Linked DNA regions of Homo sapiens: region 2 is linked to region 1. Evidence: read pairs that join two places in POLR2A ChIA-PET (ENCODE). Cell type or tissue: GM12878. All regions are shown on one strand. Each heading gives the region's core, and the rest is flanking DNA. Links, peaks and the distances in the headings are about the cores only.

Region 1 (11,530 bases), core at 1,909-9,908:
GATCCTGAGACCCTGACAAAACGCCAGCTGTAGCTAAGACTTTTTACCACATTGGGCTCCCACATCTATGCCTGCAGAGTCTGGTCAAAGCAAGAGTGGTAAGAGTCTCTTTGTCTTTTCCCCTTTATCTGTATAATCCCCATTAACTTATAGCTGAGGATGCTCTATAAGTTTCAATCATCTGACTCTTCTTCGAGTCACCAGTGCATAAGAAAATACAATTTTTTTTTTATCTTGTTAGTCTGCCTTATGTCAATTTAATTATTGGCTCAGTCAAAGAACCTACAGTAGAGGAAAGCCATATTGTGTTCCCCTACAGGGATAATTATTGATGGAGGTGCTGATTACATTCAGGAAACAGAAGCACACTCATAAACTTTTAGTTGGTAGCAACAGAACACTCCCTTCCTCAGGTCAAAATACACACCGGCTAAGAGTTCCCTTTTGTAGCTCTTCCCAACTGTTGATACTCTGTACTGATAATACTAGTAAAGGCATCACAAAAAGTTCTTTCCACCATGTATACTTAGATGCAAAACAGTTCAAAAACCCAAAAATGTCAAACTAGTCAAAAAATAAATCCAAATTAAAAAATGCAAAAACTAAATATGATTGTTAGCATTTTCTTATTATTGTGCACTATTTTCATAGGCTCAGGCTTCCATAAAAAGCATGTGCATTCAACTATACACAGCAGAAATAAAATCATTAATACTTTCTTAGTGCATTCCAATTTTACTTTTTTCCTGTCTTCCTCTGCCGAAGGAGCCAAAATGTGTATTTCCCCACACTATCACAGGAAACAAAACAAGGGAATTCCACCTAAATTGAAGGATGTCAAATTCCCAGGCATAGCCAAGCAGGATGTCAAAGGTCATGCCCCATATCTGACCAGCCCAAAATACTATTAATATATTTATAGCTAGAATGAATAACCATAAATCCAAAAGCTTTAGCCTGATGAAAGATAGAAGGGGCATTAAAAATTAAGTTTTCTAAGCCTACATGGATATGCTGTCCTAGTAACATTCAGGTTCATTTGCACAATAAACATGATCTAACAAGTCATTATGCTCTAATCAACAGCCGTTGATGTGATGTGCCTTGTGCAGGTCTGCGGGAAAGTGGCTGCTAACTTGTTTCAGGCCAGAGTAACAAGATAGCAACCTGAGAGAGCAGGGACGTCCCCTGGAGAAGTAGGCTTTTGTGCAAAAAGCCCATCACAAACCTTAAGGTTTAATAAAAGTCAATGTCATTTTAAGTGAGTCTCAGCAAGCCACACAGAAACAAGCCTCATAGGGCACATGACTAAGTGGAAAGGGGTTGTCTTCATTTCAAATCCAAGGAGTGTATTCACACAGTTAAGGATCACAGACAATTCTGTCTTGAAAAGAATCCCTCTGATGCATTACTCTACAATCTGAAGTGTTTTAAGTTCTCATTTTATCTCTCTGACTTAATTACTTCTTCCTCCCAATACCCTTTAAAATCAATTCTCTAAAAAAATGGGGGGTGGGGAGTATAAATGAGGCTTAATTGGAGGCCCCCAAGTTGTCAATCATGACAGAATTGATGACTTCTGTGGATGAAAGTGTTTTCCTTTTCCCTTCTTGCCATAAACACAGGCGGAAGTCATGGTTAGTCTAAGAAACATAACCATCAACAGTTTGTCTTTGATTAAAATGTGTCCCTATTTTCATCGCAAAGGAAATTATTAAGTAGGGTCCTCCTATATGTTCAGCATTTTACATGACCCAAGATCATTTACATCGTTCAATGAGATCACAGAGCACAATAATTATTTTAATTTTTTTCTTAAAAATATAATGTATAAGGCATACAATCAAATTAGGTAATAAATTCAGAAATTGACTCACTTCAAACATATACCCTCCAATTGTGAGGAATGAGAAATTCACCATAAATTATGAGCTCCATCTGTACTGATATATTCCCTTCATTTTATTCCACATTCCCCACATTCTTCACCTCTAGTTCAGAATAAAGCAATCACACCAAAGAATGCAATGGCACAAACTTTAACATTCAAACTATTACAGGAAAGGGGTCCCAATCCAGACCTCAAATGACAGTTCTTGGATCTCCCACAAGGAAGAATTCTGGACGAGTCCCTAGAGTAAAGTGAAAGCAAGTTTATTAGGAAAGTAAAGTAATAAAAGAATGGCTACTCCGTAGACAAAGCAGCCCAAGGGCTGCTGATTGCCCATTTTTATGGCTATTTCTTGATGATATGCTAAACGAGGGGTGGATTATTCATGCCTCCCCTTTTTAGACTATATATATAGAGTAACTTCCTGACTTTGCCACAGCACTTGTAAACTGTCATGGGGCTTGTGGGAGTGTGGCAGTGAGAACAACCAGAGGTCACTCTCGTGGCCATCTTTGTTTTGGTGGGTTTTAGCTGGCTTCTTTACTGCAACCTGTTTTACCAGCAAGGTCTTTATGACCTGTATCTTGTGCTGACCAACTATCTCATCCAGTGAGTTAGAATGCCTTAACCGTCTGGGAATGCAGCCCAGTAGGTCTCAGCCTCATTTTACCCAGCTCCTATTCAAAATGGAGTTGCTCTGGTTCACACGCCTCTTGACAAAACTACTTTTTAAGAGGTTTGAATCTCAATTAAGCTGAACAGATTAAGAATGTTTATTTCTGAGTTAGGCACCAAAGGAAGGACAGTAGGCTAAAAAGAGATCACAAAGAAGGGCAGTGACACCCTGAGGGTCCACTCCTCAAGCACAGGGACAGGCCGATTCCAAGACCAACCTAAACACTCAAGAGCAGGCAGGTAATTATTGAAGCCTGTGACAATCATGCTTTTTAAATTGTTATTTTAATAATCTGGATTCTGCTCTTGTTTAGCTTTGGTTTTTGTTGTTGTTAATTGTTGTTGTTTTTTGAGATGGAGTCTCACTCTGTTACCCAGGCTGGAGTGCAGTGGCGCAATCTTGGCTCACTGCAACCTCTGCCTCCTGGATTCAAGCAATTGTCCTGCCTCAGCCTCCCGAGTAGCTGGGACTACAGGCATGCACCACCATGCCCAGCTAATTTGTGTATTTTTAGTAGAGACTGGGTTTCACCACGTTAGCCAGGCTGATCTCAAACTCCTAACCTCAAGTGATCTGCTGACTTCAAGTGATCCGCCAACCTCAGCCTCCCAAAGTGCTGGGGTTACAGGTGTGAGCCACCACGCACTGCCTAGTTTTTTTGGTTTTTTGTTTTTTGTTTTTTGTTTTTGTTTTTTTTTAAGAAACATGGTCCCAGTGTGTTGCCCAGCCTGGACTTGAACTCCTGGGCTCAAGGGATCCTCTGGCCTCAGCCTTGCGAATAGACAAGACTACAGGCACACAGTACTCTCTCTGCCTGGATGGACTCTGCTTCCTTTTTATAAAAAGTACGTTCTAGGTACAGTTCAGAACACTGAAAGTATCAAAATGGCACTTCAAGAAATACAAAGCACCTTAAAGAAATACCCAGAATTACTGGAATATAATTCCCTAGGAGAACCACTACAGAGCACAGAGGTCACAGCAGGGAAAGTATCCACTCCAAAACCAGAAAAGAGGATATCAATAACATCAAAACATGCCTAATTACAGGAATCTTTAACCCTGATAAATTTCCTTAGTATGAATTTTTTTAATTATACCAAATAACTTCAAGAGAGGAAAAAATAAAACATTTTGATGACCTCTAAAATGTAGTCATCAACTGCTAAATGTTTAAAAATAGTGTTTTATCATCATCAGAAAGACTTCATGTTAATACAAATACATGACATACAAATATACATCTAAATATACATTATATTTATAACATAAATATACATCTAAATATACATCATATTTATAATATAAATATAAGATTATAAATAAATTCAGGTCCTACAAAATTCATTCTATCTCAAAATTTCACAAATTCAACAAACTGCTCCAGGCACACCGGTAACAGAAGAGACTGGGAGTATGGGAATCTTTCAAATTCAACGTATGTAAATGTCATAATGGGCCACTGAAGAGAAAATTAAATCCTAAAAGGTTGAAGGGGAGAGACCAATTCAGTCATACAGATTGAAGAACTCTCAGGGTAGGATGATCCACAGGAAGCTTTCCCATTCACCACATGTAAATTTCATGATGGCCTACATACCTACCCATCCAGAGAGAAAAGTTTCCAATGCAACCAGCTTGGTGCCAAGTACACAAACAACCCCAATCGATATTTACAAGTTTTGCAAGTTCCCCTCTCCTCCCTCCCCACTCCCCGTTTAGGAGGTAGCCCTGCAGAGAGAGAGTTCTGCTGCAAACAGATGAGGTAACTGTAATTCAAGAGAGCCCACTTTCTCCTGTATTCAAATCACAGTATAGTATGAATGATGGCAGGCTGAAACCTACTGGTGTAACAAACTGGTGATTCTTTTTTTTTTTTTTTTTTGAGTTGGAGTCTCTGTCGCCCAGGCTGGAGTGTAGCGGCAAGATCTCCGCTCACTGCAACCTCTGGCTCCCCAGGGTCCGCCAACACGCCTGGCTAATTTTTGCATTTTTAGTAAACACGAGGTTTCGCCATGTGGCCCAGGCTGGTATCGAACTCCTAACCTCAGGTTATCCACCCGCCTAGGCCTCCCAAAGTACTGGGATTACAGGCGTGAGCCACCGTGCCGGCCCAAACTGATGATTCTGCAAATTAAACCTCACAGCTCATGAAGGCACATCATCTCTGATACAAAATTATGGTGACTGAACATGCCTATCTTGATGTTACTTATGCAACTCTATCCTGAAGGTTAGAGAAGAGAAAAAACCTTTTTCATGTCAAAATAGAACAATAAAATCCACATTGTGACCGTTACTACCTCAAGAATCTGCCAAAATAAGAGCTTCTAGCTAAACCATATGCAAACCATTTCCTTTGACCTTGCTTCCAAGCAACCAAAATGTCTCAAGTATTTGACGTTTACTTGTATGAACCACTCCCAAATATTTATGTGGTTATTTTGCTTTCAAGCTTTGAAGGACACAACATTTACAAGCCTGGGAATTAGGTGATTCAATTATAATTTCTCTTTCCAAACTAAATTTGAAATCTAAGTGCATTTCTCTTTTTTTTTTTCTTCAAGACAAGAGTATTGCTCTGTCGCCCAGGCTGGAGTGCAGTGGCACAATCTCGGCTCACTGTAACCTCCACCTCCTGGGTTCAAGCCATTCTCCTGCCTCAGCCTCCCGAGTAGCTGGGATTACAGACACGCACCACCACGCCTGGCTAATTTTTGTGTTTTTAGTAGAGGCAGGGTTTCACCATGTTGCCAGGCTTGTCTCGAACTCCTAACCTCATGATCCACCCGCTTCAGCCTCCCAAATTGCTGACATTACAGGCACGAGCCACCACGCCCAGCCTCTAAATGCATTTCTTTTCAGGTACAGAATGCAGGGTGCCTTTTCACTCTCACCCTTGCCACTGCTGCAAGATGAAGACCCTCTCATTCTGTGCTGGGGATTCCTCACTCAAAGAGGGGTTTTCGCTCAGCCACTTGCATGGCAGGCTTCTGAGCCTGGTACCCGCAGAGGAAATGCACTAATTTTTTAATTAAAAAAGGAAAACCAATATGAAAGGAGAGGGCCGAAACACTGAGGAGACAAAGCCCAGTGCCTCCCGGCCTCAGCTAACTCTTCAGAATACCAAACCATTGAAGAAATCTTTATCTTCCCACATAATGCAAACTGGTTTCCCTCTTCCTCCTTTCCTCATTAGGCCCAAATAAGACTTAGGAGGATTAATCATGCGCATTGGCTTTTTTACTGCAGTTACAAAATACAACCACAGAGGTTCCCTCCCTTTCCTGATGCCAGGTTCACTTGGCTACTTTCAGATTTTTAACTGAGCAAAAACCCAGCCCCTCACCAGTAAGTACTTTGTAAGTACTCACCAGTACTTACAAAGGCAGTACTATAACACCTTCAAGATGGGGAAACCACGGTTTTAAACAGAAACACATATTTTCCCTCAACATGGATGCTTTATCATATCTCTAACATAGTAAGAGTAGAGAGTCACAAAACCATGACCTATATTTTCCAGACTGTTAGAACAGCAATTGAGAAAAACTGTTTATCCAAGAAATATCTTTAATGAAACAAAAAAGAACAAAAGCATACAAGGGAAGCCCTCTCTTCCACCCTCTTTCTCATCACAGTTTTGCCCTTATCAGATAAGACAGGTAGGGGTTCCAGGGCTGTTAAGCTCATGGGGTATATCATTAGGACCAGCTCTGTAACTGGAACTGCTCAAAGAATGAATGACATCTTTATTAAGACAAACATCATCTGACCAGGCTCGGTGGCTCATGCCTGTAATCTCAGCACTTTGGGAGGCTGAGGTGGGCAGGTCACAAGGTCAGGAGTTCAAGACCAGCCTAGCCAAGACAGTGAAACCTCATCTCTACTAAAAATACTAAAAAAAAAAAAAAAAAAAAAAAAAAAAAATTAGCCAGGCGTGGTGGTGGCCGCCTGTAATCCCAGCTACTCAGGAGGCTGAGACGGAGAACTACTTGAACTCTGGAGGCGGAGGTTGCAGTGAACCGAGATGGTGTCACTGCACTCCAGCCTGGGCGACAGAGCGAGACTCTGTCACAAAAAAAAAAAAAAAGAAGAAAAAGAAAAAGACAAACATCATCTAGGGAGAAAAATACATCAACGCAGAAAAAAAAGATTTTCTTTTTAGGTCTCGAAGATCTGTATACAAGATGCTGGAACCAAGTCACACTGAAAAAGTTGACAGCCTGGAAATTTCTATATGTGGCTGGCCAGAGATGTATAAAGAATACAGTGGGGCTTACTGGAGATAACAGCACTTCCCAGATGAGGGGTGCTGCAGTGTAGACCAAGGGGCCACGACACTTTAGAGGTGGTACTGGCCTCTGAGAAGGCAGAGGTCTCTAAGAATTAAAGAACTCCTATGACTTAAGGTCAGCAGAGATAGGCTATCTTGAAAGAAATGATCTACCTCCCTTCCCTGAGGGAGATAAGAACCCTCAGGGAACCCTCCCTTCAAAATTAGAACCAAGATGAGAATGAAGTTGAAGGATGAAGATGTTTTATATAATATCTTTACTTACAAAAATTAAAAGACCAAAGATGTGCTGTAATTCTGAACTTCACTGGATCTACAAACATCAATAGTGGTCGGCAGGGCGTGGGGGCTCATGCCAGTGATCCCAGCACTTTGGGAGGCCAAGGTGGGTGGATCAGTTGAGGTCAGGATTTCGAGACCAGTCTGGCCAACATGGTGAAACCCCGTCCCTACTAAAAATACAAAAATTAGCTAGGTGTGGTGGTCTCTACTATTACAGGTGTGCCTGTAATCCCAGCTATTTGGGAGGGTGAGGCAGGAGAATCGCTTGAACCTGGGAGGCAGAGGTTGCAGTGAGCCAAGATTGGGCCACCGCACTCCAGCTTGGTGACAGAGTTAGACCCCATCTCAAAAAAAAAAAAAAAAAAAAATTAGACTGGCCAGTTCCATATTGTTTCCTAGTTGGTTTTGACTAGTTTTGCCTGACATCATTAACAATCATGCAAGTGTGAGATCCTGGTGCGTCTGAAAGCTATTTTCTCCACGTGGAAGGTAACTTAGACATTTAATAAAACCTCACGGTAGTGGGCTTTTTCATTTATTTAACTGTCCCCCACCCCTCATCAGCAATGTACCTTTTAAATAAAATGTCTGCTTCTATAGGGATAAATATATTAGTAAAATAGTTTTCTACACTTCTTTTTTTTTTTTTTTTTTTTTGGCAGAGTCTTGCTGTCGCCCAGGCTCAGGCCGGAGTGTCGTGGCATAATCTCAGCTCACTACAGCCTCCACCTCACAGGTCTGAGGCATTTTCGTGCCTCAGTCTCCCAAGTAGCAGGGACCACAGGCATGCACCATCACCACTGGCTAATTTTTTGTATTTTTAGTAGAGATGGGATTTCACTATATTGGCCAGGCCAACTCCTGGCTTCCAGTGATCTACCCACCTCAACCTCCCAAAGTGCTGGGATTACAGGTGTGAGCCACCGCGCCCGGACAGCTCTCCTCAACACTTGCCATTTCTAAATGGCTGATGAGTGTTATTTAATCTACAACTGTGCCTTCTGATGTGCCACAATGCCATTTTTACTGCATAAACCTTTTGGTTCAACATGAGCTAGTCAGACTCACTCCAAGTACACTTAACAGTTAATACATTCAGTCCTATTGGACTGTAATGGTGTCAGTTTTGCATTTGGCCTATCCAAATTTAACCTCCTCTGGATCTATTGAAATATCCCATTATAATCTTCATTCTTGCATTTGGGTTAGTGGGAAGATAATTATTGCAATAAGAAAGCCATCAAGGATATCTAATATTTAGCTAAGGCAATATTAGAACTGACATTTACATTTTGAAGTATCTTTTCAAGCCAATATAACCTTCCCTCATAATTGCCTTAAGTATATTTTGAAATTGCTGACTTCAATTCAGAATTTCTCATTTTTCAAAAAAGCAAGACTTAATTTAATAGTAATCTTTCTTTCTTTGAATCACTCTGCTACCAGGACACTGGGCCTCACTGAAGTTAATTTTAAAGAACAGATCAAGCAAAAAGCTAAATACATTGTAAATGCCAACTATTCACATTAAGTCAATTACATAATCTGTTCTATGTATTGCCAAATTCCGTATGTCAGTTTCAAAATCAACTGCAGTACACTGGCTATAAATTGCATTCCATAGGTCTCCATATTTACACAAGTGTGTTCCTAAGTAGTTGCATTTTAAAATTGTTTAATGTAATCATATTTTCATAATTTCTTATTTGGCAAAAACAAAGATATCATTTGATAAATTTGGTCCATAACACAGCATTATTTTCATAATATGTCCTTTCTACCTATACTTTTCAAACTGTTTGTGTATTTCACATGCCTATCACTCTGAGAAATTTTTTTTTTTTTTTGAGACCGAGTCTCTCTCTGTCGCCCAGGCTGGAGTGCAGTGGCACGATCCAGGCTCACTGTAAGCTCCGCCTCCTGGATTCACACCATTCTCCCGCCTCAGCCTCCCGAGTAGCTGTGACTACAGGCACCCGCCACCACACTTGGCTAATTTTTTTCTGTCTTTTTAGTAGAGACGGGATTTCACCGTGTTAGCCAGGATGGTCTCAATCTCCTGACTTCGCACTCAGAGAAACTGATGCTTCCCATATTTTCAGGCCTTTATGAATGCCAGTCCACCATCCCAAAAATATATCTTGAAAATAAGATGAACTAATGGACAGAAAGATGTGCATTTACACAGATATATGATCAAGCAAGCATAATGAAATGTCATTAGTAGAAAAGGTAGTAGAAATTCTTCCAATTTTGCTGAATGCTTGAAAATTTTCATAGCGAAATCGTAAGGGAACAATCTCCCATCCTTTTTTTTCTTTTTTTTTTTTTTTTGAGATGGGAGTCTTGCTGTGTCGCCCAGGCTGGACTACAGTGGCGTGATCTCGGCTAACCGCAACCTCCACCCCTCCAACCCCCTGCCCCAAGTTCAAGCAATTCTCCTGCCTCAGCCTCACAAGTAGCTGGGACTACAGATGCATGCCACCACACTCACTTAATCTCTTCTATTTTTAGCAGTGACAGGGTGTTGCCATGTTGGCCAAGCTGGTTTCTAACTCCTGACCTCAAATGATCTGCCCACCTTGGCCTCCCAAAGTGCTGGGATTACAGGCATGACCCACTGTGCCAGGCCCAATCTCCCATTTTCAAAGCCTGGTTCAACGGCCAATACAGAACTTCATTTTTCTCTAAGACACTTAACTCTTCCCACTGTATATCATAGTTACTTACACATTGCATCTAGTCTTCCTACTGGATCTATGTTTTGAGTCATTGCTACCACTCAAAAACACCTAGCACATCTTGTACACAGTAATTATTCAACAAATAAATGGAAAAAAAAGGACTCTGACAATCTGTTGAAAACAAAATAATCACTGTTCTTTAGTTATACTACTTCTTAAATTATTCTCACATGATACAGACTGTGATATTCTCAACACACAGGAAGCTGAAATATAAAAGACCCATGTATCAAGAAAGAATTTTTTTCCTAACAACATATTTACAATGTAACTGAGAAGCCAAGACATACAGACATTAAAGTTAAATTATATATAATACACAGCAGCATGAATTAAAAGATTACCAGATATTCACTCAGAGGACAAAAATTCCTCTGGGTAGGAGCCAAGATTGGAAGTTGGTGAACTGACTTGAACCTTGCACACTGAGCAAGATCTGCTGAATTTCAGGGCTCAAGATGATCTAAGCTCTGGGGACAGGAGCGTCTAGGCCTGAAATACTAAAAGCTAAACGAGGGGAATGGTTAGCGGGTAGGAACGGAAAGTCTCAACAGACCCTGAGAAAGAAGAGTTAACAGACTTGGGAACACTAAACACCAGGAGAGTGCTCAAGAAGACACCAAGGTTTGAAAACTAGGGAAAGAACTAACTAGACCATTAACCCAACTGGGGACCTTGAAATGAGCCATCTGAGGGCAGGGGGAAATACAGTATGTTCAGTTTTAGACATGCTGGATTTGAGATAAAAGTGGGACCTCCAGAGCCTTTAGGTAACTGGATACACAAGGCAACAGAGAGTAAGTTACCTAAGAAAATACCAGAGAAAAAGTCCACAACTAGTCCTGAGGTATACTTATGAATGAGGATAGGAGAAGGAAAAATAAGCGAACCAACTGGAGAAGCCAGATGGCAGGAGGACCATTGTAATGGAATCCAAGATAAGAAACGATTTCTCAAAGCAAAGCTAAGAAAAGGAAGACGTGGCCGGGCGCAGTGGCTTACGCCTGTAATCCTAGCACTTTGGGAGGCCGAGGCGGGTGGATCACAAGGTCAGGAGATGGAGACCATCCTGGCTAACACGGTGAAATCCCGTCTCTACTAAAAATACAAAAAAAAATTAGCCGGGCGTGGTGGTGGGCGCCTGTAGTCTCAGCTACTCAGGAGGCTGAGGCAGGAGAATAGCGTGAACCCGGGAGGCGGAGCTTGCAGTGAGCCAAGATTGCACCACTGCACTCCAGCCTGGATGACTGAGCAAGACTCCATCTCAAAAAAGAAAAAGAAAAGAAAAGGAAGACTTAGGCTGGGCCCAGTGGCTCACGCCTGTAATCCCAGCACTTTAGGTGGGCAGATCACGAGGTTAGGAGTTCGAGACCAGCCTGACCAACATGGTGAAACCCTGTCTCTACTAAAAATACAAAAATTATCCAGGTGTGGTGGCATGTGCCTGTAATCCCAGCTACTCGGGAGGCTGAGGCAGGAGAATCACCTGAACCTGGGAGGCAGAGGTTGCAGGGGGCTGAGATCACGCCACTGCACTCCAGCCTGGGTGACAGAGCAAGACTCCGTCTCAAAAAAAAAAAAAAAAAGAAAAGAAAAGAAAAGGAAGACTTAGACACACACACGCCCAACTCTCATAAAGA
Region 2 (9,765 bases), core at 1-8,000, 290 kb before region 1:
CATTCAAAAGCTAGCAGAAGGCAAGAAATAACTAAAATCAGAGCAGAACTGAAGGAAATAGAGAAACAAAAAACCCTTCAAAAAATTAATGAATCCAGGAGCTGGTTTTTTGAAAGGATCAACAAAATTGATAGACCGCTAGCAAGACTAATAAAGAAAAAAAGAGAGAAGAATCAAATAGATGCAATAAAAAATGATAAAGGGGATATCACCACCGATCCCACAGAAATACAAACTACCATCAGGGAATACTACAAACAACTCTACGCAAATAAACTAGAAAATCTAGAAGAAATGGATAAATTCCTGGACACATACACTCTCCCAAGACTAAACCAGGAAGAAGTTGAATCTCTGAATAGACCAATAACAGGATCTGAAATTGTGGCAATAATCAATAGCTTACCAACCAAAAAAAGTCCAGGACCAGATGGATTCACAGCCGAATTCTACCAGAGGTACAAGGAGGAACTGGTACCATTCCTTCTGAAACTATTCCAATCAATAGAAAAAGAGGGAATCCTCCCTAACTCATTTTATGAGGCCAGCATCATTCTGATACCAAAGCCAGGCAGAGACACAACCAAAAAAGAGAATTTTAGACCAATATCCTTGATGAACATTGATGCAAAAATCCTCAATAAAATACTGGCAAACCGAATCCAGCAGCACATCAAAAAGCTTATCCACCATGATGACGTGGGCTTCATCCCTGGGATGCAAGGCTGGTTCAATATACGCAAATCAATAAATGTAATCCAGCATATAAACAGAGCCAAAGACAAAAACCACATGATTATCTCAATAGATGCAGAAAAAGCCTTTGACAAAATTCAACAACCCTTCATGCTAAAAACTCTCAATAAATTAGGTATTGATGGGACGTATTTCAAAATAATAAGAGCTATCTATGACAAACCCACAGCCAATATCATACTGAATGGGCAAAAACTGGAAGCATTCCCTTTAAAAACTGGCACAAGACAGGGATGCCCTCTCTCACCACTCCTATTCAACATAGTGTTGGAAGTTCTGGCCAGGGCAATCAGGCAGGAGAAGGAAATAAAGGCTATTCAATTAGGAAAAGAGGAAGTCAAATTGTCCCTGTTTGCAGACGACATGATTGTATATCTAGAAAACCCCATTGTCTCAGCCCAAAATCTCCTTAAGCTGATAAGCAACTTCAGCAAAGTCTCAGGATACAAAATCAATGTACAAAAATCACAAGCATTCTTATACACCAACAACAGACAAACAGAGAGCCAAATCATGAGTGAACTCCCATTCACAATTGCTTCAAAGAGAATAAAATACCTAGGAATCCAACTTACAAGGGATGTGAAGGACCTCTTCAAGGAGAACTACAAACCACTGCTCAAGGAAATAAAAGAGGATACAAACAAATGGAAGAACATTCCATGCTCATGGGTAGGAAGAATCAAAATCGTGAAAATGGCCATACTGCCCAAGGTAATTTACAGATTCAATGCCATCCCCATCAAGCTACCAATGACTTTCTTCACAGAATTGGAAAAAAATACTTTAAAGTTCATATGGAACCAAAAAAGAGCCCGCATCGCCAAGTCATTCCTAAGCCAAAAGAACAAAGCTGGAGGCATCACACTACCTGACTTCAAACTACACTACAAGGCTACAGTAACCAAAACAGCATGGTACTGGTACAAAAACAGAGATATAGATCAATGGAACAGAACAGAGCCCTCAGAAATAACGCCGCATATCTACAATTATCTGATCTTTGACAAACCTGAGAAAAACAAACAATGGGGAAAGGATTCCCTATTTAATAAATGGTGCTGGGAAAACGGGCTAGCCATATGTAGAAAGCTGAAACTGGATCCCTTCCTTACACCTTATACAAAAATCAATTCAAGATGGATTAAAGACTTAAACGTTAGACCTAAAACCATAAAAACCCTAGAAGAAAACCTAGGCATTACCATTCAGGACATAGGCATGGGCAAGGACTTCATGTCTAAAACACCAGAAGCAATGGCAACAAAAGACAAAATTGACAAATGGGATCTAATTAAACTAAAGAGCTTCTGCACAGCAAAAGAAACTACAATCAGAGTGAATAGGCAACCTACAAAATGGGAGAAAATTTTCGCAACCTACTCATCTGACAAAGGGCTAATATCCAGAATCTACAATGAGCTCAAACAAATTTACAAGAAAAAAACAAACAACCCCATCAAAAAGTGGGTGAAGGACATGAACAGACACTTCTCAAAAGAAGACATTTATGCAGCCAAAAAACACATGAAAAAATGCTCACCATCACTGGCCATCAGAGAAATGCAAATCAAAACCACAATGAGATACCATCTCACACCAGTTAGAATGGCAATCATTAAAAAGTCAGGAAACAACAGGTGCTGGAGAGGATGTGGAGAAATAGGAACACTTTTACACTGTTGGTGGGACTGTAAACTAGTTCAACCATTGTGGAAGTCAGTGTGGCGATTCCTCAGGGATCTAGAACTGGAAATACCATTTGACCCAGCCATCCCATTACTGGGTATATACCCAAAGGACTATACATCATGCTGCTATAAAGACACATGCACACGTATGTTTATTGCGGCATTATTCACAATAGCAAAGACTTGGAACCAACCCAAATGTCCAACAATGATAGACTGGATTAAGAAAATGTGGCACATATACACCATGGAATACTATGCAGCCATAAAAAATGATGAGTTCATGTCCTCTGTAGGGACATGGATGAAATTGGAAATCATCATTCTCAGTAAACTATCGCAAGAACAAAAAACCAAACACCGCATATTCTCACTCATAGGTGGGAATTGAACAATGAGATCACATGGACACAGGAAGGGGAATATCACACTCTGGGGACTGTTGTGGGGTGGGGGGAGGGGGGAGGGATAGCATCAGGAGATATACCTAATGCTAGATGACGAGTTAGTGGGTGCAGTGCACCAGCATGGCACATGTATACATATGTAACTAACCTGCACAATGTGCACATGTACCCTAAAACTTAAAGTATAATTAAAAAAAAATAATAATAATGCAAAAACAAAACAAAAAAAAAAACAAAAAAAACATTTAGCTGAATGTGGTGGTATGCCCCTGTAGTCCTAACTTCTAGGGAGGCTGAGGTAGGAGGATCGCTTGAGCCCAAGAATTTGAGCTATAGTTAGGTGTGATGGCACCACCGCACTCCAGCCTGGGCAACAGAGTGAGATCCTGTCTCTAAAAAACAAACGAAAAAGGATTACAGGTGACCTCTTCACCCAAACCCAATGGATTTGACTGTCAGTAGCCCCACCTTCCCTCCTGCCTCCAACCTAACCTCCAAGGGTTCTGTCTTCCTCTGACTCACCACTCCCCACCCCTGCCCCACAGTCTGGCTGCCTATGGCTTCGCTTCATATTCCAGTCCAGAGAAACTCACACTCCATGTTTGCAACTACCCAGTGGGTAGCTCAGGAGCCCTGAAGTTTGACTGGAAAGGAAGTGATGAGGCCGGCATAAGATAACGTGAGTGAATCACTGAAATGATTCTGTTCTCTTAACTCTAGAAGTCAGGAGGCTTTTTTTAATTAGGAAATTTGAGAACTAAAAACTATGGAAGCGGACAATGTAGCCGACAGGGAAGGTGGCCACCTTCCTGCTCTAGCTCCTTTATTTCCCACTCACTAAGAAACTCTGCCCCAGCCCTCCTCCTCCTCCTCGGCGTTTTCTTCAGTTCCATGAGCCACCAGCATCTTTCCAATTAATTAAGTAAACCTGAGTAGGTCTCTTGCCTGCAAAGAGTCTGATGGATAACCCCTTCTCAGAACACCACTCAACTCCCAGCTCTTCCTCAAAGACCCACACAGACCCCTCTCGGATCCCCTTCACTTCTCATTTGGGCCTCACTGATCATCTCTGACCTAAGGTAACACCAGGCATTCTATACCACGTGTGCATGGCCATAAGGCATCATGAAAACCCTGCAGCGTCAAAGGGACCTGCATTTGAATACTGTCTAACCACGATTTAACTCTCTGCCTGGGAGATGTTATTTAACTTACCTTCTGAACTGCACTTCCTGGGGATACTGAGCAAGAAATGAACAAGAAATGCATGGAGCCCAGTCCACTCTCTGCCAAACGCTACATACACAGCCAGTGTTCCTATCTTCCCTGACTACTTGATGTCCCGTTTTAGATGGATGGTTCTTCTTGAGGCAAGGACTACGGTTTATACCTCTGTATCTAAGCACCTAGGAGGTGGGCTTTGTCTTTGGTGTTGTCATCTCATGCCCAATCCTAATCCCAGCCATTGCCTGTGGAATCAGCAGGAGCACTTTGACATTCAATGATAATGGTATTAATGACTGTAATTGTATTTGCCATGAGTTGTATTTGGAACAAATGTCTCTAACTGTATTTTTTAAAGCTTTGTTTTGGTTGCTATTCTATTAATATGCAGCTCCACAAAAGCTAAGAACTAGAAGAAAAAATCTATAAGAAATCAGAAGCAGGATGAAATTCTACCCAAGTGTTTAATCATCCCTAGAGTCGTGTTATTCTTCATCATGACCTAATCTTTCCTGCTGAAACTTCATCTCATTTTCTATGACATTCTACATTTTCATAATATACTTTAGATAGCCTCCAAGCCACTTTTCAGCTTTTATCTCCAGCTTATTTTACATTGTTCTCATAGCAGCTCATAGTAAGCACTATGCTAAGCACTTTGCATATATTTTTACCTTAATTCTTATAATGATTTATGACTACCTCCTATACTATATAAACATTATAAACATTATTATTATCACCATTTTATAAATGAGTAAGCTGCGGCTTAGAGGTCATGTACCTTGCCCAAGGTCATGCAGCAAGTAATTAATGGTGTCAGCGTCTGCACCTGAGTAGTCTGATGCCAGCACACAGACTGCGTCAGAGATTCCATAACTTCCATAACTTCTAAGGTTTTAATGTTCTTGTTGGCCTTTCTCTCATTTCTCTTTATCCATCATGATAAATGTACACCAATATTGATAAGAACTATCCTGATGGTAAGAATGGGAAAAAGATCTTAGTGTCCACGAGGACCATGTTTACAGCACAGAATAGCTAACGAAGAGGCATCAAAAAGAACCCAACTCATGCAATTAAATAATTGCACGAATTACTGGACAAAGACTTGTGGCAGCTAGAACCTCAAGCCAACGCCTGACATTAAAGAATCCCTGCTTGTAATTAACAATAACTCTGATTTCATGAGCAGCTACGATGTGCTTTTTAGCACAAGGCACCCTGCGGATGGCCCTTGTAGATGAGAAAATGGGAATTCAGAGTCATTAGGTGACTTGCTCAGAGTCATGTAGCCACAAGTGGCAGATCTGGTATCTATTTTATTTTGACCTCTGTTTTAGCCCAGAGCCTGTGCTGACCACATATTCTCCAGAACCCAATACCATCACCTGATGGCCATGGGCAACACCTCTCGTCTATCTCAGAGACTTGGTGGGAGGATGGTCTGCACACCCTCTCCCCATAACATAAAGAATTCATTCATGTCACCTCTGCCCACATGCAGCTCAGCCTTCTATTCATTCACCCACTATTCAGGCAGTGGATGCCAGAATTTTAACACCTTATATTTATAGAAGGTTTTGCAGTCACAGAAGCTTTTTCAAGATGAAGCTCAGGTGAGCTTGGTAAATCAGTGAAAGGCTCTTAATTTAGTGTTCTTCCCATTTTGCCTTCCTCTCTCTTGTCAAAAAGTGCTATCTGCATTTAAAAAAAAAAAAAAAAACTCTGTTGTGGTGGAGGTTAGTGAGAAAAATTCAGACCTCATTTCTCCTCTACCAACCTGAGATACTTCCCCCTGCCCCAAGACAGAGTCTTGCTCTCTCGCCCAGGGTGGAGTGTAGTAGTCCAATCTCCGCTCACTGCAACCTCTGCCCCCTGGGTTTTCAAGCAGTTCTCCTGCCTCAGCCTCTGGAGTGCTGGGATTACAGGCATGCGCCACACGCCTGGCTGATTTTTTTATTTTATTTCTTTTTTTTTTTCTAGACAGAGTTTCGCTCTTGTTGCCCAGGCTAGAGTGCAATGGCATGATCTCAGCTCACTGCAACCTCCGCCTCCTGGGTTCAAGCTATTCTTCTGCCTCAGCCTCCCCAGTAGCTGGGATTACAGGCACCTGCCACCATGCCCAGCTTATTTTTTGTATTTTTAGTAGAAACGGGGTTTCACTATGTTGGCCAGGCTGGTCTCTAACTCCTGACCTCAGGCAATCCACCCGCCTCGGCCTCCCAAAGTGCTGAGATTACAGGTGTGAGCCATCGCGCCTGGCCTAACTTTTGTATTTTCAGTAGAGACGGGGTTTCACCAGGCTGGCCGGGCTGGTCTGCGAACTCCTGACCTCATGATCTGCCCGCCACGGCTTCCCAAAGTGCTGGGATTACAGGTGTCAGCCACCGCACCCAGCCCTGAGATGCTTTTTAAAGTAATCTTTTTATGCTATGGTGGGGACAATTTGTAAAATACCTCCTTACTGTCTGTTATGTCCCAAAATCCAATTTGTGAAAACCCAGTTGCCAGAGTGCCCCCAAATGGCTTCCATCAAACATTGGATATTGAAAAGGCATGTGTCTATGTGACTAAAATGACTGCAATACCCCTTCCAATTTCCCTGGGACCCATAGGACACTACACTCAAAGGCTTGTGGCCCGAGGTTGCTTGTCACCCCCCAAGAGTAGAGGAAGCAAATGACTGGATAGCAGAAAAAAGATAGAAATCTTTTCAAGGGCTTGTCAACGTGGGATCCAAGTTTTTCTCTCCTGGTGGCCTTTAAAATCAAGTGAACTGCTCAAGCAGAAAAGAGTTATCGGCTCCCTCATTGGGGTCTATGAGTCAGGCCACGTGTTGGGTGTTTTTTCTGCTGCAATGGAGGGGCTAGTATTACATCAATGGCATAAAAGAGACTTTATTCATTGAAAGCATCCAAAATAGAAATGTTGCTGTAAAAGTAATTAGACTTGAATTTAAAAGGATCAGTTCCTCATTAAGGGTTTCCTCAAAGGCTTTTTACAAGCTTACAGCTCAACTCTAATCTCCAGTGTCAACTGTGCAAAGGAGCAATGCAGAGATGCATATTCACATCCTAAGAAGTGTGCCCACTGGTTTCACCGAAAAAGCACAGGGAGGATTTCACCGTACACAAATATAAATACGTGCTCGTCACCACCAGCAGCCCATCCCACACCCCTGAAATGTAGACCCAGGAGATCAAAGTCAACTCTTACACTTATAAAACCCAGAAGAAAACTCTGTAAGTCATGTTTAGAATTACAATTCGTTATTCTCGAGCTGCCTGAAATGTCAACGGAAACCCTTAATTAATAAGTTAGTTAGTTAAGATCATTCATTGTAATTCCCTATCAGTAATTTCTGGTTGTTTACCATGTGTCTAGCTCTGTTCTAGGTTTGAGGATACAAAGATACATAAGACACATTCCTGCTCTCCCAGAACTCAGTCTCTAGCAGGGTTTCTCAAAGTGTGTCTGCATTGGCGCACACATGCAACTGAGTGAAGTAAAGCTGAAAAGTACGAAGCAGCAGGTCTGATTTTCAGACTCCTAGGACCACTGAATTAGAATCTTTTTTTTTTTTTGAGATGGAGTCTCGCTCTGTCACCCAGGCTGGCGTGCAGTGGCACAAACTCAACTCACTGCAACCTCTGCCTCAGCCTCCCGAGTAGCTGGGATTACAGGCACCCACCACCACACCGGCTAATTTTTGTATTTTTAGTAAAGATGGGGTTTCATCATGTTGGCCAGGCTGGTCTTGAACTCCCAAACTCAGGTGATCCGCCCGCCTCGGCCTCCCAAAGCGCTGGAATTAACAGGCATGAGCCACCGTGCCCAGCCTGAATTGGAATCTTAATCAGAACCTCAAAGCACAGGTTCAAGCATCTTTTTGCAAGTCCTCCAGGTGACTTTTATGTACACAGAAGTTAAGTTATAGGCACTGTAATTTCAAAGCATTTGTAAATAATTTGTGAATTTCAATCCTGGGCTTTCTATTGCAAACCCATCTCTTAAGAGAATGGAAACAACCCACTCTATCCTACATGAGCTGCAGAATCAAACCTCGCCAGTTGATTACAGTAGACGTCTCTTGGTTCTCCCTTCTCTCAGTGAGTCTCTACACCTCCCATGCTCCACAAGGCCCACCACAAGCCCCCAACTTATCTATGTGGGGGTGGGGAACTCGCTGATGTGGGTAAGAGTTAAAAAGCATGTTGGAATCAGACCTGGGTTTAAATCCTAGCACTTTCGTTTATTGGTTGTGAAACCATAGGCAAGTTACTGGGCCTTTTGTTTCCTCTGTGAAATGAAGATAATAATAGTACCCTAGGGCATAGGAGCATCAGGGTTGGAATGAAATAATGCATGCAGAGAGCATACACATGGTTTTGTATACAGTGAGCATTTATTAAGTGTTGTTACCGTGGTTACCAAAGTCCTAGGCAGAAGTCTTTTGGGGTAATGGTTCAGAGAGCTCCAAAAAAATCCCACAAAGTTCACACCAGGCTAGCGTTTTCACTGAAAGAGGCTCAAAAGTCATGAAATGTAGGCACCTAAATGTAGACATGAATGAACAATGGTATACTTCTAAACCGTGCTGTGAAGTTTGCAAATTATGAAATTCTATAATTTGTGGCTGGGTAAGGGAGGGTAAGCAATGGTTGATATTTAAAGTAAACATTTTTTTAACTGAATTTATAAAACACAGATATACTGCACCTAAAGCAAGCCAGATATATAAAAATCTGAACTTGTTACGCATGTGTTTATCAAAGGACAGACATTCAGCTCCCTAAAACATTTATGATTTTATTTGCAAAATCTTTACCCAAACACAAAATTTCAGGAGGGCATCTATTACAAAGTTCAAATAGGGTTGCTACATTTAGCAAATCAAAATACAGGACACCCAGTTAAATTTGAATTTCAGATAAACAAACTTTTTTCTTTTAGTATCATTATGTCCTGTGAAGTATTTGGCAACCCTCACTGCAAAGCATGATTGTTTTTGACCTAAGTTCACGACTTCAATTCAGTATTCTTAGCAAGCTTGATGTTAGGAAAAGAAAAACTGCCTGGAAGTAAACTTATCACGAGTCAGGTAAATTAACAAAGTTTTAAGTGCTATGAGAAATTAATTAAACCAGCTTAATCACAGGGATTAAATTAAACCTGAGCTTTTCATTAAATGCTAAGAAGTTCAAATTTCCCTGTATGCCTGGAGAAATTCCTGCTATAATCAGAGTGTTCTAAAGTGCTATGTTAGTACTAGAGGAATAAATGGAGGAAAAGTTAACTTAGGAGAAATTCGTTATTAAGATCAGAAGCCAAGGTTCATCGTGTAATCTGGGCTCAAGGTTCAAACTTGCTTTCACAGTGAAGAAACACCGACCCAGGGCTTCTTGCTGCTGCGTGATAACTAACACCCCAGTGCATGCTTTCTTTCATTCCTTTAATTTCCTCTAACCCAAGAGCAGGTAAATGCTTTTTCTCTGAGTTATAATACTCTTTGATGTACACATGCACAAAAAAACAAACAAAAAAAAAAAAAAAAAAAAAAACACCTCATTTTGGATCTACCAAATAGTTTCCATGGCAAAAAGTTAAGTAGTTCTTTGGAAATTTTCTGGTCTTAAATAAGCTTTGCATATAGCAGGGCAATGTGGGGGGTGAAAATCAAGAAA

The links. Peaks named below come from ENCODE experiments on the same cell type or tissue, not always from the same donor. Only the 100,000 strongest peaks of a DNase experiment are listed, where the experiment ranks them.
Region 2: POLR2A ChIA-PET joins it to region 1 with 5 read pairs; 3 of 35 experiments call an interaction of 5 or more read pairs at or near these places.

What each region holds. Positions count from the first base shown.
Region 1 is chr13:40,647,856-40,659,385 of GRCh38, forward strand. All of the region lies in intron 1 of FOXO1 (forkhead box O1), which reads right to left. Among named protein-coding and RNA genes, the nearest start is that of FOXO1, 13 kb to the right of the region's middle. RefSeq lists enhancers at 3,860-4,381, 4,382-4,902. In GM12878, for the core only: no CTCF peak of the experiment used is centred there; no DNase peak of the experiment used is centred there; H3K4me3 peaks cover 2,267 bases; H3K27ac peaks cover 2,680 bases.
Region 2 is chr13:40,359,266-40,369,030 of GRCh38, forward strand. All of the region lies in intron 6 of LINC00598 (long intergenic non-protein coding RNA 598), which reads right to left. Among named protein-coding and RNA genes, the nearest start is that of LINC00598, 120 kb to the right of the region's middle. In GM12878, for the core only: no CTCF peak of the experiment used is centred there; no DNase peak of the experiment used is centred there.